3 separate regions of the Homo sapiens genome follow, and all the other regions are linked to region 2. Evidence: chromatin loops called from intact Hi-C (ENCODE). Cell type or tissue: gastrocnemius medialis. All regions are shown on one strand. Each heading gives the region's core, and the rest is flanking DNA. Links, peaks and the distances in the headings are about the cores only.

Region 1 (10,573 bases), core at 963-5,962, 71 kb before region 2:
AGGCAGCAGAATCGTTTGAACCCGGGAGGCGGAGGTTGCAGTGAGTGGAGATCGTGCCTGTGTGCTCCAGCCTGAGCAACAAGAGCGAAACTGTCTCAAAAAAAAGAAGAAAATAAATAAATAAAAATCAGAGCACAAGAAGTACCAGTCCACCAACTCACATTTTCTATATTAATAATTCTTAACTAAAAGAAGTTCCATATTCGACAGCATTTTAGTTTTTTAATAGTACTTATTAGCATCAACCATCTTGATAATCACCAAGGGAAAAATTAAAAATACCTAGACTGCAATAAACCTTTAAATTGGATTTTCAGTGAGAATTTAGAAGCAATCACTACCTTTCTCGTTTCATTTGTGTAACCATGCAGCATAGGCACTGTGTTACATCATCTTTACGCTTTGGTATTTGAACTTATTACAGAATTTTTTCTCTAAATTGGATGTTTCTTTATATGACCTTGGAAACTGAAGTGATCTTAGCATTAAACAAAAATGCTTTTTGAAGCACCTTTCTCATTGATCACTTAGCTGCTATTTTAGTCTTACCAAGAATAAGACTCTCACAATTTTTTAAAGAGAGTACCTCCCTCTCTATACCTTTTTGTCAGTCATTATGTTGCATCGTCCACAACGCCTGTTACTATGCTTTGGGCTCAAAGATGGTCCCAGTTGCTGATCTGTCATCTGTCTTCTCTTGTGCCAGTCACTCACAGGCATGAATTATAATCCTCTGAATAACACAGCAAGATACGTAATACCCCCTAATATAGAAAAGGAACTTGAAGCTCAGAGCAAGTGTCACTTGCCAAGGCTGCACAGCTAAGTCAATGGCCAAATCTGGATTTAAGTTCAACTCAGCCAGAATCCAAAGCAGCTTCTTTTAGATTCACTATGCCACATCCCACCAAACCCAACCCAGCACATTGTATTAGGAAAAATCCTAAAACTTTTGATTAAATGGTAAAAGGAAGTAACTACCTGGAGAAAATAAGGCTTCCGCTACCTTCCGTCCTCCCTCCCAGGGCTTGGCAAAAAGAGATCTTGAGCATGAGGAAGGAACAGCTTCTTCAGAAACAGGAATTAGCTGTATGTTGGCTTCTGCATACCCTCTTAAGATTCAATATGGGGCAGGACACAGTGGCTCACACCTGTAATCTCAGCACTTTGGGAGGCTGAGGCAGGCGGATCACCTGAGGTCAGGAGTTCGAGACCAGCCTGACCAACGTGGAAAAACCCCATCTCCACTAAAAATACAAAATTAGCCGGGCATGGTGGCACATGCCTGTAATCCCAGCTACTCGGGAGGCTGAGGCAGGAGAATCACTTGAACCCAGGAGGCAGAGGTTGCAGTGAGCCAAGATCGAGCCATTGCACTCTAGCCTGGACGACAGAGCGAGACTGTGCCTCAAAAAAAAAATTATTCATATCAATCTGACACATAATTCTATATAACTGTTTTGTCTCGTAATGAGATATCAACAGTAAAATAGCTAGTTTTACACAGTCGTACAAAAATTTCCCATTTTGACTTCACAATTATCCAGCATCAGCTTTAAAGTCCAGAGTTTTCACTGATACACAAACATGTTATTGATTAGTGCCATCCCATAGGTGACACACCGGAATGACAGTGTCTGGAAACTAAATCAAGTTCCTGACCCAAGGATCTCTCTCTATCTGCCCATTTACCTGCAGCCTGTGGCTCCCCTTCCCCAACATGGCTGGGAGTCCTGGAATCTGCTGTTCCCAGTCAGAGTACCAGATACAGAAGTGGTAGAAACTTTGGGCCTTAAGGCTAGAACTTTCACCTCTGTAAAGGGAAGGGGCCAGAGCTGGGAGATTCCTATCATCCAGAGGAAGAGGAGGAAGCTGCTCAAGAAGCTGGCGCCCTTTTGGGCAAGTGTAAGAAATGCTACACTTAAGGCCAGGTGTGGTAGCTCACGCCTGTAAGCCCAGCACTTTGGGAGGCCAAGGCGGCCAGATCACCTGAGGTCGGGAGTTCAAGACCAGCCTGACCAACACAGAGAAACCCCCATCTCTACTATAAATACAAAATTAGCTGGGCATGGTGGCGCACACCTCTAATCCCAGCTACTTAGGAGGCTGAGGCAGGAGAATCGCTTGAACCCGGGAGGCAGAGGTTGCGGTGAGCTGAGATCGCGCCATTGCACTCCAGCCTGGGCAATAAGAGCGAAACTCCGTCTCAAAAAAAAAAAGAAAAGAAAAGAAATACTACACTTAGAGGAGGCTGCTTTGCCTTTCCCTGTCCTTTTGCCAAAGCACCTAACTTTCCCGAAAATATCTTGCCAGGCCTTTTAATTGCCTAAAGTTCAACCAAAACCAAGCCTTTCATTTCACAAAAGAGATAAAAGTCTTAAATAACAGGTACTTGGGAGAGTTAAAAGCTTGGGCTACAGGCAGACTGTAGTGATACCAGATCTTTTCCTGTTTTCCCAGAGCTAAGTTTGGGATGGAGATTGCATCAAAGGAGGCTGATGCTTTGCCACTAGCCTTCTGTGCATAAATTTATTAGCATCTGGTCAAAGAGAGGGTCTCAGAATTGCAGAGCTGAAAGAGACCTTAGAGGTCATCTAGTTCACCCCTCATTTACATATAGGAAGTTGGGACGTTGTCTGTCTGGTTTACTGCTGCATCGTCAGTACCTAGGATACTACTTGGCATGTAGTAGGTATATCATAGGTCTCTCCTGAGTGAATGACATAGGAATTTGTGTGTTACCTTTGTTTTAGAAACTACTAGCTATTTCAAAACCAGGCGCCGTGGCTCACGCCTGTAATCCCAGCACTTTGGGAGGGTGAGGCTGGAGGATCACCTGAGGTCAGGAGTTCAAGACCAGCCTGGCCAACATGGGAAAACCCTGTCTCTACTAAAAATACAAAAATTAGCCAGGTGTGGTGGTACCTGTAATCCCAGCCTCATGGGAAGCTGAGGCAGGAGAATGGCTTGAACCTGGGAGGGAGATTGCAGTAAGCCAAGATCGCGCCACTGCACTCAAGCCTGGGTGACAGAGTGAGACTCTGTCTCAAAATAAATGAATAAATAAAAGAAACTACTAGCTATTTCTAGGGCAAAATCCATAGTGGAGTAATCCCTGAGGTAATTCAGATAGTTAATGGGCAGAGCCAAGACTATCACCCAGATCTCAGCCCAGAGTGCCTATAACGTCACCCTGACAGGTGGAGGCTGTGGAACAAATGGAAGCCGTTCCAAAGCAGTCATATCTCATGTGATCCCATCTACGCGATGAGCCAAGGCAAAGGGCACTGGTGGTTCCCTGCCGTCCTCATGGGCTCCTGCCCTGGGCCTGGTGGTAGGTTCACATGTCAGCAACCACGAGCTAATCTCACCTCACAGTTACTCTAATTTCTCGTGTCTGTCAAGTTTCCCAAGGAGGAGTTGTTTTCCCAAATCAGCCTGTTTCTTTTTATAATATAAGCTGTTTAGAGGCCAGGCACAGTGGCTCACACCTGTAATCCCAGCATTTTGGGAGGCCAAGGCGGGCAGATCACCTGAGGTCAGGAGTTCCAGGCCAGCCTAGCCAACATAGTGAAACCCCATCCCTAATAAAAATACAAAAATTAGGTGGGGCCAGGTGCGGTGGCTCACGCCCATAACCCCAGGACTTTGGGAGGCCGAGGTGGGCAGATCACCTGAGGTCAGGAGACCAGCCTGGCCAACATGGCAAAACCCTATTTCTAGTAAAAGTACAAAAATTAGCTGGTGTGGTGGTGCACGCCTGTAATCCCAACTACTCGGGAGGCTGAGGTGGGAGAATCTCTAGAACCCAGGAAACAGAGGTTGCAGTGAGCCAAGATCATGCCACTGCACTCCAGCCTGCGCAACAGAGTAAGACACTGTCTCAGAAAAAAAAAAAAAAAAAATAGCTGGGTGCAGTGGCACACGCCTGTAATCCCAACCACCCAGGAGGCTGAGGCAGGAGAATCTCTAGAACCTGGGAGGTGGAGGTTGCAGTGAGCCAAGACCGCACCACTGCATTCCAACCTGGGTGACAGTGAGACTCCGTCTCAAAAAAAAAACAAAAGAAAACCAAAAAAAACCTGTTTAGAGCAGGTAATGAAACAACATACAATTTGTTACAGCAATAGAGAGGATGTTCCTTTCCAAATGTCTGTCATTCTTTCAGCAGACGCTAGCACTGTGTGTCTAGTGTCTGCTAGATGCTAAGGATATGCTGTAAAACAAGACCCAGTCATCAACCTCAAGAAGTTTATAAATAAATATTAAGAGGAACAGAAAGGTCATTTTAAGTGTAATAATTGCTCTGATGGGGAAAGCATGAGGTGCTGGACAATCCCATAGCAGAGACAACTAATCCAGCTGGGCCAGGCATCAGAGAAGGCTTTAATGAAGGATGAGGTTTAGGCTGAGACCTGAAGAAAAAGTAAGTGGGGTGGGAAGGAAGAACTTTATAGGTGGAGGGAATACAATTTGCAGAGGCCCAAGGGTGGGAAAGGGCATCTTGCTTTTGTGGGGCTGCGGGTGGTTCGTTATGATTGATTCATAGGTGATAAGGGCAAGAATAAGGCAGAGGGTAGGACTCGTGGGCTTTGCTAAGGAATCTGAACTTCAACCAGAGGACAGTGGGGAACCACTGATGAGCTTGAGGCAGGAGCATGACAAGATCTGGTTATACTTCAGATAATTTACTTGGAGGGAATAGTGGAGAATTGGTGGTGGCGAGAGCCAGATTCCTTAGGAAGCCTTTGAGGTCGTCCAGGTAAGAGATGACTATAGGCCAAATTAAAGGTGTGGATATGACTGGGCGCAGTGGCTCATGCCTGTAATCCCAGTACTTTGGGAGGCCGAGGTGGGCGGATCACCTGAGGTCAGGAATTTGAGACCAGCCTGGCCAACATGTTGAAACTCCATCTCTACAAAAATACAAAAATTAGCCGGGCATGATGGTGGGTGCCTGTAATCCCAGCTACCCAGGAGGCTGAGGCAGGAGAATCACTTGAACCCAGGAGGCAGAGGTTGCAGTGAGCCAAGATCATGCCATTGCACTCCAGCCTGGGCGACAGAGTGAGACTGTCTCAAAAAAAAAAAAAAAAAAAAGATGTGGAGACAGAGGATGGACTTGATTTGAGAAGTGGCAGCGGGTAGTGGCTCACACCTGTAATCCCACACTTTGGGAGGCCCAAGTGGGAGGATCGCTTGAGGCCAGGAGTTAAGACCAGCCTGGCCAACATAGCAAGACCCCCACCTCTAAAAAAAAATTACAGATTAGCCATGCATGTTGGCACACACCTGTAGTTCTAGCTACTCCAGAGACCAAGGCAGGAGGAGTGCTTGAGCCCAGGAGCTCAAGGCTGCGGTAAGTTATGATCGTGCTATTGCCCGGGTGACAGAGCGAGACCCTGTCTCAAAAAAAAAAAAAGGCTGGCATGATGGCTCATGCCTGTAATCCCAGCACTTTGGGAGATGAAGGGGGGCAAATCACATGAGACCAGGAAGTTCGAGACCAGCCTGGCCAACATGGTGAAACCCCATATCTACAAAAAAGAGAAAAATTAGCCGGGCATGGTGGTGGGCACCTATACTCCCAGCTATTCAGGAGGCTGAGGCAGGAAAATCGCTTGAACCCGGGAGTCAGAGGTTGCAGTGAGCCGAGATTGCGCCATTGCACTCCAGCCTGGGCCAGAGCGAGACTCAAAAAAAAAAAAAAAAAAAAGTCATATACAGGATTCAGTGACTGGTGGAACTTGGATAACTCAGAGAGGACACCCAAGTTTTCTTGTGTCAGGAGCTGAGGGACTAGTGGTACCATTCACTGAGATGGGGTACAGAGAGGGAAGCAGGCTACAGAGTTGTTCAAAAGGCAAGTGACTCCACCGGTCTATAGTCTGGAGAGTGAGCTGGGCTGGAGTTAGATTTGAGACTCAGCAGCCTGGAGGTGTTTATTAAGACAAAGGTGGAGAGTGGATAGATTGTCCAGGGAGACAGCCCATGGAGTGAGGAGAGAATCACACCAGGGAGGGATCCTCAGGGCATGCAGACATATAAGGGACAGGCAAAGTAGGAAGATCCAGGAAAGCAACTGGCAGGAAGTCCCCAGAGAGACATGGAACAAGGAATACGGCGTCACAGAAACCAAGGGGAAAGCACATTTTGAGAAGAAGGCTGCAAACAGCAGTATATGGTGCAGCCAAGCAATTGAGACAAGGGATGGAGAAGGCTTACTGCAACCTCCGCCTCCTGGGTTCAAGCAATTCTCCTGCTTCAGCCTCCTGAGTAGCTGAGACTACAGGCGCCCGCCACCATGCCCAGCTAATTTTTGTGTTTTTAGTAGAGACGGAGTTTCGCCATGTTGGCCAGGCTAGTCTCTAACTCCTTACCTCGGGTGATCCACCCGTCTTGGCTTCCCAAAGTGCTAGGATTATAGATGTGAGCCACCACTCCCTGCCTGCTGTTGGGATCTTACCATGGAGACTGTTGGTGACTTTTTTTTTTTTTTTTTTTTGGAGACAACATCTCACTCTGCCACCCAGGTTGGAGTGCAGTGGCATGAGATCACAGCTCACTGTAACCTCGCCCTCCCAGGCTCAAGCAATCCTCCCATCTCAGTCTCCTGATTAGCTGAGACTACAGATGCATGCCACCACACCTGGCTAATTTTGTGTTTTTGGTAGAGACACGGTTTTGCCATGTTGCCCAGGCTGGTCTCAGACTCCTGAGCTCAAGCAATCCTCCCGCCCTGGCCTCCCAAAGTGCTGGGATTACAAGGTCACCGTGCCTGGCTGGTGACCTTGTCTTAAGAGCAGCCATCTCTGGGTAGCAGAGACAGAGCCAGAATGCTGTGGGGGAAGAGTGAGGGGAGGAGGGGAAAGTGGGGCTAAATCCAGGCAACACTTTCCAGAAGTTCAACGGGAAGGGGAAGCAAAAACTGAGGGACTGAGAGGGGGACAGTTAAAGGAGAATGCATAGCAAAGAGCTCGTTTTTTTCTTTTACAATGGGAGAGGTCAAAGAAAAAGGGGATAATTGGCCAGGCACGGTGGCTTACACCTGTAATCCAAGCACTTTGGGAGGCCGAGGCAGGTGGATCACCTGAGGTCAGGAGTTCGAGACCAGCCTGGCCAACATGGCGAAACCCCATCTCTACTAAAAGTACAAAAATTAGCCAGGCATGGTGGCAGGTGCCTGTAATCCCAGATACTCGGGGGGCTGAGACAGGAGAATCGCTTGAACCTGGGAGGCGGAGGTTGCGGTGAGCTGAGATCGCGCCATTGCACTCCAGCCTGGGCAACAAGAGTGAAACTCCGTCTCAAAAAAAAAAAAAGAAAGAAAGAAAAGAAAAAGGGGATAATTGACGGACGGATCCCTGAGGAAGTGGGAGGAGGTGAGAGCCAGAGCCTGGCTGGCGTGAGGCGGGAGAACAGGATGTGCTGCTGTGGGTAAATGTGTAGGAGGGGCAGCAGGAAGAGGGGGCATTCCCATCCAGTGGCCTCTCTTTTCTCAGTAAAGGAGAGGCAAGTTGGCCTACTGCCTGTGTCCCAGGGTCAGAAGGCTTGCCAAACCTATTCAGGGGCCTGTTGCAGTGAGAGGCCTTGCATTTACAGTAGCACCACTCTTTGGGGAAGTCCACCAGCAGCTCCCAGCAGCCTGGCAGGAGGAATGGAAAAAATGAGCAGTTGGTGGTTGAAGTCTTGCATGGTAGGGGTAAGGGGCTAAGCAAATTGTTGGACCAGGCTGGAGAGGGAGGGAAGTGAAAACAAAAAGAGGCCCCCAGAGAGAAACTAACAGGGTCAACCACTTATTGAGGGTCTACTATGACACAGGCAATGTGTAGGGAAAGAGAAATAAAAAGGTATGGCAGGCCGGGCACGGTGGCTCACGCCTGTAATCCCAGCACTTTGGGAGGCCGAGGTGGATGGATCACCCGAGGTCAGGAGTTCAAGATGAGCCTGGCCAACATGGTGAAACCCCGTCTCTACTAAAAATACAAAAATTAGCCGGGCATGGTGACGCACGCTTGTCGTCCCAGCTACTTGGGAGGCTGAGGCAGAAGAATTGCTTGAACCCGGGACGCGGAGGTTGTAATGAGCCGAGATCGCACTGTTGCACTCCAGCCTGGGCGAAAGAGCGAGACTCCGTCTCAAAAAAAAAAGGGCAATAGTTTCCAAACCTGGCATTCTTCAGAATTAAGCTGAAAAAAATAAAAAATGCAGAATCCTGGCTTCATTCCTGGGGTCTAGTAGGTCTAAGGGAAAGGGGGGTTGCACATGACAGTTATGTAGTCAGATCTGGAAGCCTCTTGGACCCATAGAAGAGGCAGAGGAGTAAACAGACGCGTGCAATATATACCGTGGGATAAGGCCATGGCCCTGGTCTGTACAGGCTGCCATGGAAGCCAAGAGGACTTGGGAGTGGGAATGCCGAGGAGATGACAAGGAGCCTTTCCTAGAGAAGGCGAGCCTGCTCTTGAACATGATGATGAGAGACAGCGCGCCACACACAAAGGGAAAGATGCCAAAGAAGCGTTCCACGCACAGGGAACAGCATGTGCAAAGTCAGGAACTCCAGGTCCCTTGGAACACACATGTGGAACTGCAGCTCATTTGGTGTGGATGGAGCACAGCACGTAAACGGGGGTGTGGTGAGAAGTCTCAGGAGAAGGAAGCAAGAACCAGATTGTCTGAGCCTTGTTCACCACACTCCACTTTCCATCCAAAGCACATTCTTCAGAAAGAGCCAGGGACGCCTAAGAGGCCAAGAATCCCAACTTGCACAATAAATAACTTAGAAAGCAGGCTCGGCTGGGCCTGGAAGGGTTAGACCCATCGGCTGGTATAATGCAGCAAATGTGATTTTTGCAGACCACTAGGTGGTGAGCAGTATTTTTGCTGTGACTGCAGACAGCATTCACAGATTTTTAGTTATTTATTTACTTTAAGGGAGAGGCATATGTCCTAAACACGCAAAGAATTATCGAAGGAGCCTTCCTTCTGGGCTCTGAGCCAAAACCAGGATAACAGACAGCCTGAAGTATCACATTTAAAGTATATGGACATTGTGGAAAGATGTTTTTCCCCCATATGGCTTCTCCTCCCTTTTGCCCTGGGCCCTGAAAGCCTGAAGTAGACTCCCACACTCTTTCTCTCCCTCTCTGTTCTCAGAAATCTCCAGACATATATTTGAAGATAAACCAACAAACACAGACATTTCATTTGTTTAGCAAACCGAAAGGTTACGTTTGGGGGGCTGTTCAAGTCATACTCTACCCACTTAACTTTCTGCAGTCTCCAAAATAGAGTCAATCTGTAATATCTTACAAAGTCAGAGTGACTTAGCTTTCAAAATAAACACACAATGATCGGAGGACAACCTAGGACTTTGCCATCCCAGGCCAATGTCATTCCCCAGAAAGGACTCAGGGCTCATTCTGTAATCCTGCTCCAATGCTCAAGGCTAGAGAATGCTTTTTGCCTGCACTCCTGATAATGAAAAGGAAAATCAGACTCTCAGGAGCAGCCCAAGACCACAGCTGGAGTATAAGACTCCATGGCCTCCAGAAACCTGACTCAGGAGCCGGGAAGAAGGCAGAACATTGTCCCCAAGGCATCTCTCAACACAGAGGTATCCATCCCGAGGGCTAGAAAAGATTCTGGAAGAGGAGAATGAAGGATCAAGGAGAAAGGCAGCCTTGCTATCTGAAAGCACAGGGCCCTGACACCACCTGTAGTTAAGCCTTATCTGGTACCCTGCCAGCCAAGGAGTGTCCTCATTAGGCAAATAGGAAAACAGAGGCTGAGTCCCAAAAGTCTGCAGCTTCACTTGACCCTGGGGATCAACTCCTCCTCCAACTGCAAAGGGGAATTTCTTGCAGATAAGCAATCTCCCATTCTGAGTTATTGCAGTCTCTTTTTCTACCCTGCTGACTCTGTGGCCACAGTGCACTTTCCACTTAAAAGAGTTAGGCCAGGCCAGGTGTATAATCCCAGCGCTTTGGGAGGCTGAGGCGGGCAGATCACTTGAGGTCAGAAGTTCAAGACCAGCCTGGTCAACATGGTGAAACCCTGCCTCTGCTGGGTGCGGTGGCTCACACCCAGCACTTTGGGAGGCTGAGGCTGGTAGATCACGAGGTCAGAAGTTCAAGACCAGCCTGGCCAATATGGTGAAACCCCGTCTCTACTAAAAATACAAAAAAATTATCTGGGCGTGGTCGTGGGTGCCTGTAATCCCAGCTACTGGGGAGGCTGAGGCAGAGAATTGCTTGAACCCGGGAGGCGGAGGTTGCAGTGAGCTGAGATCACGCCATTGCACTCCAGCCTGGGCGACAGAGCGAGACTCTGTCTCAAAAAAAAAAAAAGGAAAAAAAAAGAAAGGCTGCTTCTACTAAAAATACAAAAATTAGACGGGCATAGTGGCACGCGCCTATAGTCCCAGCTACTCAGGAGTCTAAGGCACAAGAATCGCTTGAACCCAGGAAGCAGATGTTGCAGTGAGCTGAGATCACACCACTGCACTCCAGCCTGGGCGACAGAGTGAGACTCCGTCTCAAAACAAAAAGGTAGGCTCCTAGAAGGAGGC
Region 2 (10,573 bases), core at 3,105-8,104:
TTTTTTGTATTTTTAGTAGAGATGGGGTTTCACTATATTGGCCAGACTGGTCTCGAACTCCTGAACTCGTGATCCACCCGCCTCGGCCTCCCAAAGTGCTGGGATTACAGGCGTGAGCCACCGCACCCGGCAAATATTTTTTCTTTAAAACAATGTTAGGAGGCCGGGCGCGGTGGCTCACGCCTGTAATCCCAGCACTTTGGGAGGCTGAGGCAGGCGGACCACAAGGTCAGGAGATCGAGACCATCCTGGCTAACACCATGAAACCCCATCTCTACTAAAAATATACAACAAATTAGCCGGGCGTGGCGGCATGCGCCTGTAGTCCCAGCTGCTGGGGAGGCTGAGGCAGGAGAATGGCGTGAACCTGGGAGGCGGAGCTTGCAGTGAGCTGAGATCGCACCACTGCACTCCAGCCTGGGCGACAGAGCGACACTCCGTCTTAAAAAAAAGAAAAACAAAAAAAACAAACAAAAAACAATGTTAGGTTGCTTTTTTGTGGGGGAGGGGAGATGGAGTCTCACTCTATCGCCCAGGCTGGAGTGCAGTGGTGCGATCCAGGCTCACTGCAACCTCCGCCCACCCGCACCCCCATGTTCAAGTGATTATCCTGCTTCAGCCTCCTCAGTAGCTGGGATTGCAGGCACGTGTCACCACCACCAGCTAATGTTTTTTGTTTGTTTGTTTGAGTAGAGACAGCATTTCACTAAGTTAGGCAGGCTGGTTTCAAACTCCTGACCTCAAGTAATCTGCCCACCTCGGCCTCCCAAAGTGCTGGGATTACAGGCATGAGCCACCGCGCCCAGTCACATCACATTAAATTTTAATTAGAAATACTTGCTCTTGTATCACCTAAAATTATCTTGCATAGCACCACATTGGAAACTGTCTTATACGATGGTTCAGGGAGAAGGTGGTGCTTATTTATGAATAGTAATGATAGTCTCAGGTTAGCAGCGAGCTTTATGCCTCATCCACACATTCATGGTTTCATTGGATCCTCTCAGTTCCTGCACTATGAGCATCATTGGTCTCACTTTACAGACAAGGAAACTAAGACTAAAAGGGTAGTCGTGCCTTGCCTAGGATCACACAGCAAGTTAAGATTTTAATCAACATTCAAGGCACTGATGACTCCAGACCTAGATGAAGGCAAGAAGCACGCAGTACTTTCCTGTCTCCTGCCAGAACCACAAGAGCCACAGGGTGGCAACTCATAGCATCAGGAGTTTGAATTAGACCTGAAGAAGAACTTCCTGGCAAGAAATGTTTAGACATCAGAATGAGTGTCCGAGGAAGGGCGTGGAGAGCCCAGCTTCCGAAGTGCTCAAAACAAGATAAAGACTTGTCCAGCTGGGATGATTCCAGTGCTGCCTGGAGGCAAGAGAACGGACTGAATGACCTCCAGAGGTCTGCTCCAGCCCCCAAGATTGGTGTACCCTGCCATCAAGGTGGCCATTCTTGCCATTTCCCCAAAGCATCTTTTTTTTTTTTTTTTTTTTGAGGTGGAGTTTCCCTCTTGTTGCCCAGGCTGGAGTGCAATGGCATGATCTTGGCTCACCACAACCTCCACCTCCCAGATTCAAGCAATTCTCCTGCGTCAGCCTCCCAAGTAGCTGGGATTACAGGCATGTGCCACCACGCCTGGCTAATTTTGTATTTTTAGTAGAGACGGGGTTTCTCCATGTTTGGTCAGGCTGGTCTTGAACTCCCGACCTCAGGTGATCCACCTGCCTTGGCCTCCCAAAGTCCTGGGATTACAGGCATGAGCCGCCACACCTGGCCTCCCCAAAGCATCTATTAAGCAAGGAGGCTCCAACTTAAAGACACTGGGACAAAGCTTGTCTTGGCCCCTGGCCCTGAGAGGGAGTGGTTGACCACAGCCACAGATGCAGGTGGCTGGTGAGGGGGGTCAGAAGCAGTTTGGAGGGGCTAGAGCATCCCTTCCCCTCTCCTCTGGCAGCTCTGCCCCCGAGTTTCCAAGGCTGGGGTTCCAAGACCTACCTACCCTCAGAATCACTGGAGGCTGCTCGGCCATCTGGGCTGAGAAACCTGCATTTCTTCAGTATTCTCGAGGGGACTCTTTTCAAAATATTCTGAGCTAGGAAGATAGGTAGATGCTGACTTCAGTTGTTGCCTCTCTGGGGGCTGAATTGTGGTTTTTTTGTTTTTTTTTTAAAGTTTAAAAGTCAAAGCATTTATTTCTCAAAATAGAAAGGGAATTTTCCTTTCCTTTTTTATTTTTTATTTTTTTGAGACGGAGTCTCACTCTCACCCAGGCTGGAGTGCAGTGGCACCATCTCTGCTCACCGCAACCTCTGCCTCCTGGGTTTAAACAATTCTCCTGCCTCAACCTCCCGAGTAGCTGGGATTACAGGTGCCCACCACCACACCCAGCTAATTTTTTTATTTTTAGTAGAGACAGAGTTTTACTATATTGGACAGGCTGGTCCTGAATTCCTGACCTCAAGTGATCCGCCAGCCTTGGCCTTCCAAAGTGCTAGGATTACAGGTGTGAGCCACTGCGCCTGGCCTAGTTTTTGTATTTTTAGTAGAGGCGGGGTTTCGCCATGTTGGCCAGGCTGCTCTTAAACTCCTGACCTCAAGTGATCCGCCTGCCTCGGCCTCCCAAAGTGCTGGGATTACAGGCGTGACCATCATGCCCGGCCTGGCATTTTCCTCTCTGATTATAACAAATAATATAGTCCCAGTTGTTTTAAAAAATTAAATAATATTTTTAAAATATAAAAATGAAAGTAAAATATAAAATACCCCAAATTCTATCATCTGGAAACACAGCATTGTTTCTGGAGCACATCCTTTCAAAAAAAAATTTTTTTTTTTTTGAGATGGAGTCTCACCCTTGTTGCCCAGGCTGGAGTGCAATGGCATGATCTTGGCTCACTGCAACCTCCACCTCTTGAGTTTATGTGATTCTCCTGCCTCAGCCTCCTGAGTAGCTGGGATTACAGGTGCCTGCCACAACATTTGGCTAATTTTTGTATTTTTAGTAGAGACGGGATTTCATCATATTAGCCAGGCTGGTCTTGGACTCCCGACCTTGGGTGATTTGCTTGCCCCAGCCTCCCAAAGTGCTGGGATTGCAAGCGTGAGCCACTGCATCTGGCCCCCCAGATTTTTTTGTGGTAAAATATACATAGCATAAAATTGATCATTTTAACCATTTTTAAGTGTGTACAAATTCTATTTTTATAAATGCCTCCCGAAGCTAGGGCTACTAGTGCAATTTCGACACCTTGACGGACTGGTGGCTAAAATTTTGAGGTAAGGGCCTGTCTGACATTGTTCACATGAAAACACAGAGGTAGCCAGTCACTGTGTGAGGTGGTAAGGTTGGTCCTGTTAAAATATGAAGGCTGGTCAGGCACGGTGGCTCAGCCTGTAATCCCAGCACTTTGGGAGGCCAAGGCAGGCAGATCAATTGAGGCCAGGAGTTCGAGACCAGCCTGGACAACATGGTGAAACCCCATCTCTACAAAAAATACAAAAATTAGCCAGGTGTGGTGGCATGTGCCTGTAGTTCCAGCTACTTGGGAGACTGAGGTGGGAGGATTGCTTAAGCCTGGGAGTTTGAGGCTGCAGAGCGCCGTGATCACACGCCACTGCACTTCAACCTGGGTGACAGAATAAGACCCTGTCCCAGAAAATAAAAATAAAATATGAAGCCCAGGCCATGTGCTGTAGCTCACACTTATAATCCCAGAACTTTGGGAGGCCAAGGCGGGCAGATCACTTTATATATATATATGTATGAAGGCCAAGGATGAGGGAAGGCCGGTCTGTCTTGTGACAGGACTTTCAAGAGGAGAAGCAAGGGCCATGGTTTTGCTAAACTTCTCCAAGAGATCTGTCTCTTAGCCAAGGAAGATGAGAGAGATCCCCCAGCCCTTCCTGGGGGAGGTGTCTGTGATTTTCCTGGCGGGATCCTCAGTCTAAGGGGTTTCTCTCTGGCCTTGGCCTTTGGGTTGAGCAGGAGCTGCAAACTCTGGTGGACAAAAAGAGCCAGGACATGGCAGTGAGCCAGGAACAGATAACCAGCCTGGGGAGGAACAGGCCCTTGACAGGAAGGCAGGAGCTGCTGCCAGCAGACAGGAAAGAGTGAGGCCAGCCTCCTCCATCAGCCTGGCTCAGGCAAGCTTTGCTTCCTCCAGCTCCACAGAGGGAAGGGAGGCCAAGGAGAGCCTCCAGGTCCCGAACAAAGATTTCAGAGGGTGGTCAGGAGACTCTGAGTCATGAACCACAGTCATCGGCTTAGCAGATACTGTGTGCTGGCTTCAGAAGGACCTTGAACTCAAGGAGCTTAAACTAACTGGGTGGGGCACCCTTTCGCTACTGTGTTAACTGGATCCCTCCTTCCAAACCAGGAGTGATCCCCTTCCTCGCTGACATCCCACCACATTGATGTAGCCCTCACTCAACCCTTAGCACACACTCATTCGTGTTTTTGCCCTCCATGGACCCCAACCGAGCTGTAAAGTCTTTGAGAGCAGCTCCTGGGTCTCTAGGGGTCTTTGTATCTCCCCATTGTGTCCGATTCGGTGCACAGAGCAGATGTTTAGGCAACATCCACACCGTGAGGTTTATGTGAGGGGTACCGACAACAAGAGCAGCCGGAGTTCTGAACAACACAGTTTTGAGGCCCTTCCAAGGTGATCTGGAGGGCTTCCACAGGAGGAGTTGAGAAATACAGGGGGTCTTGGAGGTAGCATAGAGTTCAGTGAATGGAGAGTAAGCGGCAGGAAGGGGCATTCTGGTGGAAGATCCTGCTGGGGGAATGAGGTTTGGGGACCGAGTCCCAGGAAATCTCATATGGGGTGATTCCCAGGTCCAGATGCCCTTGCAGGCTTGCACTGTGTCTGCCAGGAGGTGAGTGCCAGACACGGGGGCTCTGATTACAGTCCGGAGCCATGATGGGCTCCCAGTTGCCACCTTTTCCAAGAAGCTGACTTTTGAGGAATCCGCCTGGCCACGGGAATCACACCATGTTTGCACTGCCCTCAGCTGTTGATTACACCCTCATCCGCGCAACCGGCATCCAGGAAGAACACTTTCTTCCTCACAGGGTGTCTCCTCTCCTGTTTTCATGTTTATGGCATCAGGTGGTTTGCAGAGTGCTCCACACCCAGACATGTGCGTCCAGTGAGGTCAGCTGAGAAAACAACAGCTTGCCCACCACCCTGCTCCCCCCTCATTCTGGGAGCTACAGGCTGGGGCCACGGTCACCCCTGGGCACACGCCCCCACCCCCACCTTCAACACCCCCAGTGCCTCCCGCTTCCCTTCTGCTTCCCTTCCGTCCCTGCTGTAGCCTCTCTCTTGCCCAAACTGTTGTTTATCAACACAGACCAGAACATTTTGCTGCCAGCAGAAACACACATGGTGATGGCACTGCTACCCACACCCTGCCGTCAACACACTCCCACGTGCTGTTTGCCGCTGTCAAAGCCCTGCTCACACACACATTCTCACCCGCTCCTGCCAGCACAGCTGTTCCCTGCTGCCTGGAACCAGGCCCTTCATCCCGCACGACACACATGTTCTCTGTGGGTTTTTCTCAATGTACGTGTGTGCTCATGGTGGAGGCACACACTTGTGAACCAGGCCAGCACACACTCTTCCCTCCGACCTGGGCTGGGGATCTATCACTTGCTACTGTGTGACCTTGGGCAATTGACTTCACCTCTCTGGGCATCAGATGCCTCACTGTAGAATGGGGATAATGATGACCTATAGAAGATAATTATCCATAGCCTCTCTAAGGGCTTTCTAGATTCTATATGGGCTTTTCCATAGGGTCTGTGGTTAGGACAGAGAGCAGGCACCCAGGAAGTGCTGAATCAGCGGGAGCCTTGCGGGTGGGGTGAGTATTGTTGGAGTCTTTCTGGAATCTGGCCCGTGGTTTTCCTCTCCGAGGCCGGCTGTCAGCCTCACCTCATGTTCACAGCATCCTGGCTGCCTGACCCTGATCCCGGAATGTCACCTGTCTGCTTCTCATGTTTCACCAGCGAAATGGGCATAACAACCGGTCCCCTCCTGCTCTGCCCCTTGCTCGCCCTCCCCCGTCTTCCCCTGGCCATCAGCAGCCCTTCTCTGTCTTGCCTCTTCAACTCAGTCTCTCCTTCTTGGCCGGCAAACCTGCTCCAGTCTTTTTTATCCTGGGAAACAGAGAGATGGATGCAGAAGGGAAAGAACACAAATGTGATTTGAGGATTGAGAAAAATCTGGGCTGAGCGGAAGAGCGCCCTGGCTGTCCCTGAGGAGCAAGTGCCAGCATGGGTGGAGCGCCAAGTCAGGCCATGCTGGAGAGCCAGTGCCTGGGGTGACATTGCCCTAAGCAGCACCACCTTACTTCCTGCTCTTGGTGGAAATCTGTGAGAGGGGTGGTGGGCAGATCCTGGCCTGGTCTGTGCTGAGCAACTGTGGATTTCCCCTTTTCCTACATGCAGAGACTTTCAAGCTCTGCCCACTGCTGGGAGCCACTGGAGAGCTGCTGGCTCCGGAGCACCATGGTAAATGGGTTGCCCCTAATCATTGGGATCCCAGGCAAGAGTACAAATGGAGAACCACACACCAGGTGTGTACATATTCAAAATGTGTACGCCAAGCTTAATCAGCTGTCATATAAAATAAATTCTATCTTCTACCTCCCCTCTGAATTTCAGAAAAACCTGGAAAGCCAGGTTTGAATCTGGAATTCCTGGACTCTTCAGAGTCCCTCTCTGGAATTCTGGGGCAAGGGACAGAGGGGCCTAGTTGTGTGACGTGCATGGTGGGGCTTTAAGGCAGTTGGCTCACTGGGTGAAAACACAAACCGTTTCAATCTGATCAATACTTTATGCTTTTTATTTTGTCCTAGGCCCGTGTGGCCAAAAGACCCAGAAGGCAGTTGAGCAGCTTAATTAAGACCTGCATTCAAGGCCGGGCGCGGTGGCTCACGCCTGTAATCCCAGCACCTTGGGAGGCCGAGGTGGGCAGATTACTAGGTCAGGAGATCGAGACCATCCTGGCTAACATGGTGAAACCCTGTCTCTACTAAAAATACAACAAATTAGCTGGGTGTGGTGGCGGGCGCCTGTAGTTCCAGCTACTCGGGAGGCTGAGGCAGGAGAGTGGTGTGAACCCGGGAGGCGGAGCTTGCAGTGAGCTGAGATCGCGCCACTGCACTCCAACCTGGGCAACAGAGCAAGACTGTCTCAAAAAAAAAAAAAAAAAAAAAAAAAAGACCTGCATTCAAATCCCTGCCAAAAGTGAGCAAATCAATTAACTTCTTTGAGGCTCAATTTCCCCATCTGTAAAATGGGACTAGTAATACCTCCCTGATAAAGTTACTGTGGTTACTCAAAGAGATAAGCCACGTAAAGCCCTTAGCATGGTCCTGGAACACAGTACTCACTCGGTAAGTTGAGAGCTATGACTGCTATTACAAGTTCTCCACACATGGGCAGTGACTGCCTCGGTGCAGGAAGCCGTCGCCCTGTCTCCTCCTTGCACACGTGAAACAGGTCACTCAGCTCAGCAGAAGCAGATCTGGAACTAGGGCTTCCAAGTTTCCCACCGCCCTGGATTTTGCTCCAGTGAAAAAGAAAAAAAAAATGATGGTACAACAATGTGAATGCTACACTTTAAGAATGGTTAAAATGTACATGTTATGTATATGTTATTATACCATTGTGTTGATTTGCTAGGGCTGCTGTAACAAATTACTGCAAACTGGGGGGCTTAACCAGCAGAAATATATTGTCTTGCAGCTCTGGAGGCTAGAAGTCCAAGATCAAGGTGTCAGCAGGATTGGTTCCTTCCAAGGGCTGGGAGGGAGAAGCTGTTCCATGTCTTAGGTCTGGCTCTGGAGGTTTCCTGGCCATCACTGGCATGACTTGGCTGGTGGAAGCATCACCCCAGCCTCTGCCTTTATCTTCACATGGCCCTCTCCCTGTGTGTGTGTCTCTCTGTCTGTCCAAAGTTCCTCCTTCTATTATTATTATTATTGAGATGGAGTCTCACTCTGTCACCCAGGCTGGAATGCAGTGGCACGATTTTGGCTCACTGCAACCTCTGCCTCCAGGTTCAAGCAATTCTCCTGCCTTAGCCTCCTGAGTAGTTGGGATTACAGGCACCTGCCACCGCACCCAGCTGATTTTTGTATTTTTAGTAAAGATGAGGGTTCAACATCTTGGCCAGGCTGGTCTTGAACTCCTGACCTCGTGATCCCCTGCCTCGGCCTCCCAAAGTGCTGAGATTACAGGCATGAGCCACCGCGCCCAGCCCCCCAATTCCCCCACTTTTTTTTAAGGACACTGGTTACGCTGGGTTAGGGTCTACCCTACTGACTTCGTTTTAACTTAATGACATCTGTAATGACCCTATCTAAATATTTCCAAATCAGGTCATATTCTGAGGTATTGGAGATTAGGTATTCAACATAATAGTTTTGAGGGAACATTATCCAACTTGTAGCAACCACAATGAAAAAAAAAAGTGTCTACCTTGTACTCGCTATCAGATTACAGACACGGGGAAAACACATTCTGTGAAGTTTCAGTGCTTTGCTCAGAGTAACTTTGCTCATAGTAGGTCTTCAAAATGTGTTTCTTAATTTGTGTTTAAATCTGATACCAAGCAGTTAAAAGGGTAGAAATCTCCCAGTTTCCAAGACGAGTCCTCTCCCGGCCATGAACTTAAAGGATTTTTCAATGATCAGCATTATTTCCAGACAAATACTTAATAAACTTTGTAAAAATAGCTACTCTCCATGTAAGATTTTTTTTTTTTTTTTTGAGACAGAGTTTCGCCCTGTTGCCCAGGCTCCTGTTGCCCAGGCTGGAGTGCAATGGCATGATCTTGGCTCACCGCAACCTCTGCCTCCCCGTTCAAGCGGTTCTCCTGCCTCAGCCTCCCAAGTAGCTGGGACTACAGGCATGTGCCACCACACCCGGCTAATTTTGTATTTTTAGTAGAGACGGGGTTTCTCCATGTTGGTCAGGCTGGTCTCGAACTCCCAACCTCAGGTGATCTGCTCACCTCAGCCTCCCAAAATGCTGGGATTACAGGCGTGAGCCACCCACCGTGCCCCAGCCTGGTTAAGTTTTTGCCACATTTGCTTGATCTGTGTAAAATTTTCCTGGTGAGCCATTTGAGAAGTCACATACTTGAGAATTTCCTAGGAATAGGCTGCTCTCCATAATCACATTGCCATTCTCACATGGGAGAAAACTAACAATGGTTCCATAATATCATCTCATATCCAGTTTATACTCAAATTTGACCAGGCTGATTTTTTAAACATTCTGAACCTAATGAATTCCAAATCTGTAAAGCTTAAGATTTTTTATTTTTTATTTAATTTATTTTTATTTTTTTTCTGAGATGGAGTCTCACTCTGTCCCCCAGGCTGGAGTGCAGTGGCGCAATCTCGGCCCACTGCAACCTCCCCTTCCTGGATTCAAGAGATTCTCCTGCCTCAGCCTTCGGAGTGGCTGGGACTACAGGCACCTACCACCACAACTAGCTAATATTTTTTATTTTTAGTAGAGATGGGGTTTAACCATGTCGCCAGGATGGTCTCCATCTCCTGAACTCATGATCCACCTGCCTCGGCCTCCCAAATTGCTGGGATTACAGGCGTGAGCCACCGCGTCCAGCCAAGCTTAAGGCCTTGACAGTATTACCTGTGCTATGGGAATTTTGGACCTTCAAAAAATGTAATTTAGGGCCAGCCACAGTGGCTCACATCTGTAATCCCAGCACTTTGGGAGGCCAAAGCAGGAGAATCACTTGAGCCCAGGAGTTTGAGACCACCCTGGGCAATATAGGGAGACCCCGTCTCTACAAAAGATTTAAAAATTAACTGAGCATGATGGTGAGTGCCTGTAGTCCCATCTACTTGGGAGGCTGAAGTGGGAGGATCACTTGAGCCCAGGAAGCGAAGGTTGCAGCAAGCGAGACTGTGCCACTGCACTCCAGCCTGGGCGATAGACCGAGACCCTGTCTCAATCAATCAATCAATCAATCAATCAGCTGAGCATGGTGGCACATGCCTGTAGTCCCAGCTACTAGGGAGGCTGAGGCAGGAGGATCGCTTAAGCGTGAGAGATCAAGGCTGCAGTGAGCTCTGATCACACCAGTGTATTCCAGCCTGGTGACACAGTGAGACTCTGTCTCTAAGAAAAAACGAAAAAAGAAAATGCAATTTGGCCGGGCGCAGTGGCTCACGCCTATAATCCCAACACTTAAGGAGGCCGAAGTGGGTGGATCACCTGAGGTCAGGAGTTCAAGACCAGCCTGGCCAACATGGTAAACCCTGTCTCTACTAAAAATACAAAAATTAGCCGAGCGTGGTGGTGGTCGCCTGTAATCCCAGCTACTTGGGAGGCTGAGGCAGGAGAATCACTTGAACCAGGAAAGGGGAGGTTGCAGTGAGCACAGATCACGCCTCTGCACTCCAGCCTTGTCAACAAGAGCGAAATTCCGTCTCAAAAAAAAAAAAAAAGAAAGCAAGAAAAAGCAACTTAACATGTAGAACTCTTTCTGGTCATGCCACATTGTTTCTTTTTCCT
Region 3 (10,573 bases), core at 3,594-8,593, 450 kb before region 2:
GGAACAGAGAATTGGAAGTAGGGGGGAAATTCTGACTTTGGATTAACTCATCTTGCATTATTTCACTCATGGAAATGTCCACATTGCAATTTTTAAAAAACAAAATTAATATAGGAAATTTTAAAAGAGAAAAGAAAATCCCTTCCACTACCACCCTCTGGGAGCTCAAGTCTTCAAGGAACTGAAAAGATATTTTTCCTTAGAAATGTGAGCCACGCTTAAGGTTTCTCAATGGCCTTCCAGTTCTGGATCTCAGTTCTGCATGAGGCCCCAATTTTCATGTCTGAGATCTCTTGAAATCCCCACCTGTCAGACCCTTTTAATAATTTTCCAGCCGGGCATGGTGGCTCATGCCTGTAATCCCAGCACTTTGGGAGGCCAAGGTGAGAGGATCACTTGAGCCCAGGAGTTGGAGACTATCCTGGGCAACATGACGAAACCCTGTCTTTACAAAAAAATGCAAAAATTAGCCAGGTGTGGCGACACAGGTCTGTGATCCCAGCTACTCCAGAGGCTATGGGACGGGAGGACGGCTTGAGCCCAAGAGGTTGAGGCTGCAGTGGTGCACCTCTGCTTGTCAGCCGGGGCAACGGAGCAAGACCCCATCTCAAATAATAATAATGATGTTCCCTGTGGCCCCAGATGGCCTCCATCTGTTACTTTTTCTACAACTGAAAGTTCCGGCCAAGACAGCCAAGGAGATAAGACATATCTACCATTGAGGCCCAGCCCACCTGCTTGGCCCCAAGGCTCCACTCCAGTGCCCTAAACAGCAACCCTGGAGCCCCCTAATGCCCTGGAAGCCTCCCTTGACCCCTCACCCTGTCTCAAACAATGACAGGTTCTCTCCCTCCAGCATCTTCCTACTCGAGACCTCTGGCTTCAGACCCTCTAGCCTGCACTTGTCCTTGTGCCTGGAATGAGACCTCAGGTGTCACTCAAGGCAGGCTCAGGCTGTCCCAGGGACACCTCTCCCATCACCCACCAATTCCCAACCTCTGACTTCTCCTCCTATACCCCCACCTCCCCTGGACTGATGGAGCACTCAACAGTGCAGCCAAGCTCACCAAGCCCTCTGTGCTTCTCAGCACCTATTTAGCCTCCCCTGTGGCAGAGTCTGCTACACCCTCTAATATCATTCACCCCCTTCTCCTTGATTTGATAGTTACTAATGAGACCCCTTATTTCTAGCAGGGCACATGGCCACCTAAAATAAAAGCTACACATTCCAACCTCCCTTGCAGCCACGGGACTTCACTGTGGCCAATGAGATTTAAAAAAACAAGTGCCCAATTTGTGACTTCTAGGTACTGCTTTTTAAAAGAAGGCATATATCCAGTGCAAATATTCAAATATTTAACAACTAGTACTGCCAGGACACTGGCCATAGTGCTGGGGGAATGTCCTAGAAGGCCCCAACTGAGCCAGGCTGCTGTCTTGGAGGGGTGGATGGTTCCTGGGGATGACCCGGCAGCGGGGGTGGGCAGCAGGAGGCTAGCAGGTGTTACCAACTGGTACGAAGTCCTTCATAATTTATTTATTTTTATTTTATTTTATTTTTATTTATTTATTTATTTTTATTTTGAGATGGAGTCTTGCTCTGTCGCTCAGACTGGAGTGCAGTGGTGCCATCTTGGCTCACTGCAACCTCTGCCTCCTGGGTTCAAGCAATTCTCCTGCCTCAGCCTCCTGAGTAGCTGGGACTACAGACCTGCGCCACTATGCCCGGCTAATTTTTGTGTTTTTAGTAGAGATGGTGTTTCACCATGTTCGCCAGGCTGGTGTTGAACTCCTGACCTCAGGTGATCTGCCCACCTCGGCCTCCCAAAGTGCTGGATTACACCAACCCTGCTCTTTATAATTTAATTACTGGTACAGTTCTACTGATATGTATCAGCTAAATATCAGCCCTGGCTACAATCTCCTTTCTTCGGCCCGCTGCCTGGATTGCAGACATAATGGCAGGAGCTCAAGCATCCATCCTGGACCATGAGGTAGAAGCCTCTTTAAGGATGACAAAGCAACAAGAGAGGAGCCTGCCTCCCTGATGATTGTACCTGCTCTAGGCTGTCCCTTGCGGGCTTTATTTATGTAAACAAACTCCTATCTTTATTAAGTTTTTGTTATCTTCAGTTTTCTGCTTCATTCCTAATCTTGTTAACAATGCTCAAGCCCCTATGTAATTTTTAATTTATTTCACACCCATTTACTGTTTTACTCCTTCCCTTTCTCTAAGAAGATGTCCTTCCTCTTCTTTGCAAGGCTTTGTGTATTTTCCTCCCCTTTGCAAGTTTAGCCACTAAACACTACTATGCTTTTGCTGATCAGCTCCTGTGACTTTTAGGACAGGACTGATATTCTGTCTATTTTGGTTGTTTAATGCCTGCGTCCTTCACTTTGTTGAATTAATTATTTCCTAACTGCTATATCACCAGGAATCATCGGTGAATATTTTTAATATCACCGCTCTGGTACTTTGCTTTGTCAATTGTTCTTTCTTTATTTTCTCTCTCTTTTTTTTTTTTTTTTTTTTTTTTTTTTTGTGATGGAGCCTTGCTCTGTCCCCCAGGCTGGAGTGCAGCGGTGTGATCTCAGCTCATTGCAACCTCCGTCCCCTGGGTTCAAATGATTCTCTTGCCTCAGCCTCCTTTGTAGCTGGGGCTACAGGCGTGTGCCACCACACCTGTCTAGTTTTTGTATTTTTAGTAGAGGCAGGATTTCGCCATGTTCACCGGGCTGGTCTCAAACTCCTGACCTTAAGTGATCCACCTGCCTCTGCCTCCCACAGTGCTGGGATTACAGGTGTGAGCCATTGCGTCCAGCCCCCTTCTTTTTTTTTTTTTTTTTTTGAGATGGAGTCTCACTCTGTCACCCAGGCTGGAGTGAAGTGGTATGATCTTGGCTCACTACAACCTCCGTCTCCTGGGTTCAAGCGATTGTCCCACCTCAATCTCCCAGGTAGCTGGGATTACAGGCACACACTACCACACCTGGCTAATTTTTGTATTTTTAGTAGAGACGGGGTTTTGCCATGTTGGCCAGGCTTGTCTCGAACTCCTGATCTCAGGCGATCTGCCCGCCTCAGCCTCCCAAAGTGCTGGGATTATAGGTTTGAGCCATGGTGCCCAGCCCCTTTCCTTTTTTATATCTTCTGTCTCCCTCTGTACACTGACTTTTCCCTGTCAGACTATAAGTATGCCCAAGGCTCTCCCATCCTAAAAGAAATCTTTCTTCACCTTGACTTTCACATAAGCCACTGTGCTTTCTCTCACCTTCCCTTCAGTGCCATACTCAGTATGGCATATACACTCACCATAACTACTACTATCCCTCCCAACTATAATCCAGCCCACTGATCCCCCAAATGGCTTCTGGAAAGTAGACAGTCAATTCCTTCTTGGTAAGTCCACCAGCACCTTCTGTTCCCTTTCACCTCTGGCACTGTTGGTTTGCTTCTCCTTTCTACAAGTCCTCCTCTCCCGCCCCCGCCTTTGGCATCAGTGACAGGGTGCCACTCCACAGGGATGCTGAATATGCACCACACACGTCCCCACTGCCTGCTTCCTCATTCATGGCAGACATCACCAATAGACCTTGCCTCCTGAAGCCTTGTCAACTCGGTACTCCTCTGCTTTCAAAGTTGGCTCTTGGGTTAACATATTTGCTGTCTGTCTCAGATGGGGTTGCCTGGGAACCACAGTCTAAGGCTGAGATGAGCAGGCAGGAGTTTATTGGGGTATGTTCTCAGGATCACACCTGTGAGGCCGTGAGGGCAGCAAGATAGGGGAAACCAAACTGCGACAAGGTTGTTACATTGGCCTCAGCCCATACCGCGCTGCAGGGACGGTGCTGCAGAACGGCTGTCAACTGGGGTAAGGGGTGTGGGCCTTTAAAGCCCAAGATAATATGTCCCAGGGGAGGGAGTGTAAGCTTGGGTGAGGGGCTCCGTTGGCTGAGGGGAATTCCTGGAGATGGCACAATTGTGAGCCCTCAGCAGACGAGCCCATGGTGGAGAGACAGTGGGTGGCTTGGTCCTGAAAGAAGAAGCTATATAGTGAATTCCACCACCATACTCTGCTTGCTCTCAGTCATCCTTCTACTTCTCTGACCATTTCTTTTGCTTTTTTTTTTTTTAAGATGGAGTTTTGCTCTTGTTGCCCAGGTTGGAGTGCAGTGGCACGATCTCGGCTCACCGCAACCTCCACCTTCCAGGTTCAAGCGATTCTCCTGCCTCAGCCTCCTGAGGAGCTGGGATTACAGGCATGCACCACCACACCCAGCTAATTTTGTATTTTTAGTAGAGAGGGTGTTTCTCCATGTTGGTCAAGCTGGTCTCGAACTCCTGACCTCAGGTGATCCACCTGCCTCAGCCCCTCAAAGTGCTGGGATTACAGGCGTGAGCCACTGCGCCAGGCCGCCATTTCTTTATAGCAAGCTTGTCCAACCCACGGCCTGCAGGTCACATGCAGCCCAGGACGGCTTTGAATGCAGCCCAACACACATTTATAAACTTTCTTAAAACATTATGAGATTTTTTGTGTGTGATTTTTTTTAAGCTCATCAGTTATCATTAATGTTAGTGTATTCTATATGTTGCCCAAGACAATTTTTCTTCTTCCAGTATGGCTCAGGGAAGCCACAGAATGGACACCCCTGCTTTACGGAACACAAGGCCTTGGTCCTAGCCCAGCTTTGCAATCTCTGTTCTCTCAAACTTCCGACCTTGCCCTCCATCCCATGGTTCCACCTACTCTGCCCACATTCTCTAAGATTGTCTAAATAAGCTATGCAGCTCCACATTTATGTGCCTTATAAATACCCCCATCCCCTACCTCGAATTCTATTCCCTGCCTCTTTCTCTGGTAAACTCTTATTCATCCTTCAAAATCCATTTAAGGCCAGGCACGGTGGATCATGCCTGTAATCCCAGCGCTTTGGAAGGCCAAGTCAGGTGGATGACTTGAGATCAGGAGTTCAAGACCAGCCTGGCCAACATGGTGAAACCCCGTCTCTACTAAAAATACAAAAAATTAGCTGGGCGTGGTGTCACGCGCCTGTAATCCCAGCTGCTTAGAAGGCTGAGGCGGGAGAATCGCTTGAACCTGGTGGGGGCGGGGAGGGGAGGTGGTATGGAGGTTGAGCTGAGATCATGCCACTATACTCCAGCCTGAGCGACAGAGTGAGACTCTATATCAGAAAAAGAAAAAAAAAAAAAAAAAAAAAACAGATACTGCCAGAGGGAAACCTTTGCTATTTGCTATGCTTTAGGAATTGGTGGACACTTCCTCCTCACTGCTCCCTCTGGGATCTGTTCACATCTCAACAGCATTTCTTATTTTGTCCTGTTATTTTTTTAGCAATACATTTATTGAGTGCCTGGTATATACCAGGCACTGTACCAAGGGCTGAAGACAGAGAAATGAAGCACGCAGGCTGAGTGGAAAGGCCACACAAGAGGCTCGTTGTTATGTCCCCACTCCGGGGAAGCCAGATTGCTGGCCGGGCCCACAGCTCCATCAGGGCTCCTTGTACACACGTCCCATTCGGCACCCTGAGGCCCTGTCACCCGCTGGGCTGTGGGTGATCAGATTCCCAGTCAGTCTATTCTGAGAGCCGATCAGTGCATGGGATGCGGCCTGGCCCCACAGCTCTGTCCCCAGATGTTATTCCTATTGGACAGGCGGCCCCCATCAGCTGCTCTCTTGGGGAGAGCAGGAGCTGCCAAGAAGGCCTTGCATGAGCTGGTGAGTCAGCAGCAGCAGGGCAGTGGGGCAGGCCGGGAGCTGCTGAGTCACTGTAGCAGTCTGCAAGTTGGTGAGGTCAGAGCCCCTAGAGAATCTGATGAAAGCTGGGAACACTCTGCCAGAAAAATGCTCAGACACATTTTGCACTGACTTCAGGAGGCTCTCAGGCCTCAGCCACCCATCTGTGGATGTCAGAAGGAGAACCTTAGTAAACCCAAAGAGGGGAAGTGACTTAACTGCTCACAACACCAATAAATAATAGAACTGAGATCAGAGCCAGTTCTCCTGAGTCACAGTCCTGTCAATTTATCAGATTATGTCCCTGTGCCAGGCATCTATCAAAGCCTCCCTTTATTTCAAGGCCCAGCTGCATTTCACCTCCTGGGAAGCCCCCCTGCTTCCTCTAGCCTCAGGCACCTTTCTCCTTCTCTAAATTTCAGATGATTTGCTGCTAGAGCCCTTACTCTTGGGTGAACTTGGAGGGTGAAAAGAACAAAGACTAGATTAGATCAGTTGTTTCTGAGCCTGAAAAGGAAAGCAAGAACTGGGCTGTAATCAAACTGACCATGTTAGCATATCTTAAAACCAAAGCTTCTTAGCTGGGCGTGGTGGTGTGGGCCTATAGTCCCAGCTACAGGAGGCTTAGGTGGGAGGATTGCTTGAGCTATGATTGACCCACTGCACGCCAGCCTGGGCAACAGAGCAAGACACTGTCTCAATAATAATACTAATAATAATAACTGGCATTAATTAGTTGCCTGTTAATATACCTGACTGTCAACTGATCACTCTATATACATAATCTCTCTTTTTTTTTTTTTTTTTTTGAGATGGAATCTTGCTCTGTTGCCCAGGCTGGAGTGTGGCGGCTCGATCTCAGCTCACTGCAATCTTTGCTGCCCAGGTTCAAGCAATTCACCTTCCTCAACCTCCTGAATAGCTGGGATTACAGGCGTGCACCACCATGCCCAGCTAATTTTTGTATTTTTAGTAGAGACGAGGTTTCATCATGTTGGCCGGGCTGGTCTCAAGTTCCTGACCTCAAGTGATCTGCCCGCCTTGGCCTCCCAAAGTGCTGGGATTACAGGCATGAGTCACCATGCCTGGTCAATATATACATGATCTCTATTATTTATTTATTTATTTGAGATGGAGTTTTGCTCTTGTTGCCCAGGCTGGAGTGCAATGGCACAATCTCGGCTCACTACAAACTCCACCTCCCGGATTCAAGCGATTCTCCTGCCTCAGCCTCCCAAGTAGCTGGGATTACAGGCATGTGCCACCACTCCCGGCTAATTTTGTATTTTTAGTAGAGAGGGGATTTCTCCATGTTGGTCAGGCTGGTCTCGAACTCCTGACCTCAAGTGATCCACCCGCCTCGGCCTCCCAAAGTGCTGGGATTACAGATGTGAGGCACCAAGCCTGGCTACTTATTTATTTTATTTTAAAATAAATATAGCATCTCACTATGTTGCCCAGGCCGGTCTCAAAATGGTCTCAAACTCCTGGCCTCAGGTGATCCTCTTGCCTTGGCCTCCCAAAGCACTGAGATTGCAGTTATGAGCCACTACACCTAGCCAATCTCCAATCTATTCTTTCTTTCTTTCTTTTATTTCTTTCTTTTTTTTTTTTTGGCAGTCTCACTCTGTTGCCCAGGCTGGAGCGCAGTGGTGTGATCACGGCTCACTGCAGCCTCAACCTCCTAGACTCAAGCAATTCACCCACCTCAGCCTCCCAAGTAGCAGGGACCACAGGCACATGCCACCATGCCTAGCTAATTTTTGTATTTTTAGTAGAGACAGAGTTTCACCATGTTGGCCAGGCTGGTCTTGAACTCCTGACCTTGTGATCCACCCGCCTTGGCCTCCCAAAGTGCTGGGATGAGCCACCGTGCCTGGCCAAGCCTCCAATTTTTAAATCAAAGGTTTGATTACTCCCATTTTACAGATGGGGAAACCAAGTCTCAGAGAGGCCGACTTGCCTAGGATGTCCCTGGTCCTGATAGAACCAGGATTCAAGCCCAAGATCATTTGGGGTCTGAAGTCTATGCAATGTTGTCTCCATTGAGAATCAGAATTGCCCAAGGGAAGCAGACACGAAGTACAAAGATCCACCAGGCCACCGGGGGCTGATGCCATCGCACTCCACCTTTCCACATTCCCACTCCACATGCCTGAGCAGACGCTATGACTGACCAGTCTGATCTCAGAGGTGCAGTGTACTGCTCAGCTGTGCAGATAAATCTGTTAAGGTGACAGAGCTGTCCCCTGGGGTCAGCTTAGTCTTAAGGACTTAATCTGGTTTATGTATCAGACTCTTGTAAGTTTCTTCAGGAGCCTCACCCTGAAAACCTTAACCTTTTCTTTGGGCCAGGTAAACCAAGATCCTTGGACCCCAGTGTCTTCATCAAGATTGTGACACCCTATGAAGACACTTCCCAATTGGCCCCTGGCCTCCACAATGACACCTATCCTAATCCTCAGGGCAGTGGACTGAGAACACGCTTGGCTCAGGCTGGACGTTTGTGTCTTAAATGACCTTGGACACAAGTGGGCTGGAATTAGGGCCTCTGAATCTTTAGGTTTTCTGGAGATTTCCATTATAAGTTATGATCCTGTCTTCAGAGTTTCTTTATCTTATTAGGAGTTTGACTGAGTACTACTCTGAGTTCGAATTACCTCACCCAGGAACCCAACACCCAACCCAAACCTGAGAGCTTTGCTTATAGAGAGAGGACTGGCTTTCATGTCAGGGACCTGGAATCTCCTCCTTGATCTGCTTCTTGCTGGCTGAGTCACCTCTGGGGAGAACTTCACCTCCCCATACTTCAGTACGTGCATTACGAACATGGACGTAGTCTGGCAACTGGGAGGAGCTGTGCCCACCGAAGGAATCATTGTGCCTTTAAGGGCATAAACCTGGTTTGAGATCAAATCCGTCCACTGAAACATTAATTCAACAATCCTCCCACCTCAGCCTCCTGAGGAGCTGGGACTACTGGTGTACATCACCATACCCAGCTAATGTCTTATTTTTTGTAAAGATAGGGTCTCACAATGTTGCTCAGGTTGGTCTTGAATTCCCGGGCTCAAGGGATCCTCCCACTTCAGCCTCCCAAAGTGCTGAGATTACAGGCATGAGCCACTGTGCCTGGCAGATTTGTACACTTTATTTATTTATTTATATAATAAATAGAGATGAGGTCTCGCTATGTTGCCCAGGCTGGATTCAAACTCCTGTCCTCAAGCGATCAGCCCACCTCGGCCTCCCAAAGTGCCAGGATTACAGGCATGAGCCACCTCACGCAGCAAATTGTACACTTTTTTTTTCCCCGAGACGGAGTCTCGCTCTCTCACCCAGGCTGGAGTGCAGTGGCACGATCTAGGCTCACTGCAACCTTCGCCTCCCAGGTTCAAGTGATTCTCCTGCCTCAGCCTCCCGAGTAGCAGGGACTACACCACATGTGCCACCACACCCAGTTAATTTTTGTATTTTTAATAGAGATAGGGTTTCACCATGTTGGCCAGGCTGGTGGCGAACTCCTGACCTCTAGTGATCCCTCCACCTCGGCCTCCCAAAGTGCTGGGATTACAGGTGTGAGCCACCATGCCTGGCCCCAGTTGTACACTTTAAATGTGTGAATTGCATGGTATATAAATTATAACGCAATAAAAAAATTTTCTTCTTCTTTCTGAGACAAGGTCTCTCTCTGTTGCCTAGGCTGTAGTGCAGTGGCACAATCATGGCACATTACAGCCTCGACCTCCTGGGTTCACATGATCCTCCTGCCTCAGCCTCCCAAATAGCTGGAACCACAGGTGTGTGCCACCACACCCAAATAACATTTTTTTTTAAATTTTTTTGAGATGGAGTTTTGCTCTTATTGCCCAGGCTGGAGTGCAGTGGCGCAATCTTGGCTCACCACAACCTCCGCCTCCCGGGTTCAAGCAATTCTCCTGCCTCAGCCTCACGAGTAGCTGGGATTACAGGCATGCACCACCACGGCTGGCTAATTTTGTATTTTTAGTAGAGATGGGTTTTCTCCATGTTGCTCAGGCTGGTCTCGAACTCTCAACCTCAGGTGATCCGCCTGCTTCAGCCTCCCAAAGTGCTGGGATTACAGGCGTGAGCCACCGCACCCAGCTATTTTTATTTTTTTTTGAGATGGAGCCTTGCTCTGTCACCCAGGCTGGAGCGCAGTGGTGAGGTCTCGGCTCACTAAAACCTCCACCTCCTGGATTCAAGTGATTTTCCTGCCTCAGCTGGGACTGCAGGTGCATGCCACCAAGCCCGGCTAATTTTTTTTTTTTTTTTTTTTTTTTGTATTTTTAGTAGAGATGGGGTTTCATCATGTTGGCCAGGCTGGTCTCGAACTTCTGACCCCAACTGATTCACCCACCACAGTCTCCCACAGTGCTGTGATTATAGGCATGAGTCACCATGCCTGGCCTCCTTCTCCTTCTTCTTCTTCTTCTTCGTCTTCATCTTCATCTTCTTTTTTTTAAAAAAAGAGGCAATAAAATATTTCTCTTAAGCAATCTAGCTTGAAAGTGTCCAGAGGAGGAGACGCTAAGGTCCAAATCCCGCTCTATCCCTTAGCTGTACCAACTGTGAGATCCTGCTGGGCACCAACCCTTGGTGTCCTCATTCAGAAGGTGGACAGCCCCTGGGCCTAGGCTGTTGTGAAAATGAGAGGAGGGCAGGGAGGAAATGCACCTGGCACTGGGCCTGCTGTGTGCTGGTCAGGATGCCATCAGCAGGAACAACAGGCGGAGGAGGCTGCAGGTGAATGATGGTGTTGGGGGAAGTTCTTTCCCTTTTATTTATTA

What was found. A loop is a pair of places that touch in the nucleus more often than their neighbours do. Peaks named below come from ENCODE experiments on the same cell type or tissue, not always from the same donor. Only the 100,000 strongest peaks of a DNase experiment are listed, where the experiment ranks them.
Region 1: a loop joins it to region 2, with 8 times the contacts of the local background. A loop is called at or near these places in 19 of 110 quality-filtered maps.
Region 3: a loop joins it to region 2, with 3 times the contacts of the local background. A loop is called at or near these places in 3 of 110 quality-filtered maps.

What each region holds. Positions count from the first base shown.
Region 1 is chr10:72,235,354-72,245,926 of GRCh38, forward strand. It overlaps ANAPC16 (anaphase promoting complex subunit 16), which reads left to right. Exons shown (of 4, transcript NM_173473.4): 4 at 1-507. Among named protein-coding and RNA genes, the nearest start is that of ASCC1, 24 kb to the left of the region's middle. RefSeq lists an enhancer at 10,020-10,099. In gastrocnemius medialis, for the core only: no CTCF peak of the experiment used is centred there; DNase peaks (open chromatin) are centred at 1,838, 2,818, 3,268 and 4,268; H3K27ac peaks cover 5,000 bases.
Region 2 is chr10:72,304,480-72,315,052 of GRCh38, forward strand. No RefSeq gene overlaps it. Among named protein-coding and RNA genes, the nearest start is that of DDIT4, 36 kb to the left of the region's middle. RefSeq lists an enhancer at 5,702-6,687. In gastrocnemius medialis, for the core only: no CTCF peak of the experiment used is centred there; DNase peaks (open chromatin) are centred at 4,232, 5,062, 5,472, 5,982 and 2 weaker places; H3K4me3 peaks cover 749 bases; H3K27ac peaks cover 5,000 bases.
Region 3 is chr10:71,854,837-71,865,409 of GRCh38, forward strand. No RefSeq gene overlaps it. Among named protein-coding and RNA genes, the nearest start is that of PSAP, 8.9 kb to the left of the region's middle. RefSeq lists a silencer at 5,019-5,253, cis regulatory regions at 5,402-6,421, 5,745-5,755, 5,785-5,795 and enhancers at 5,678-5,822, 5,718-5,862, 5,865-5,964. In gastrocnemius medialis, for the core only: no CTCF peak of the experiment used is centred there; DNase peaks (open chromatin) are centred at 5,735, 6,795 and 8,205; H3K4me3 peaks cover 298 bases; H3K27ac peaks cover 4,505 bases.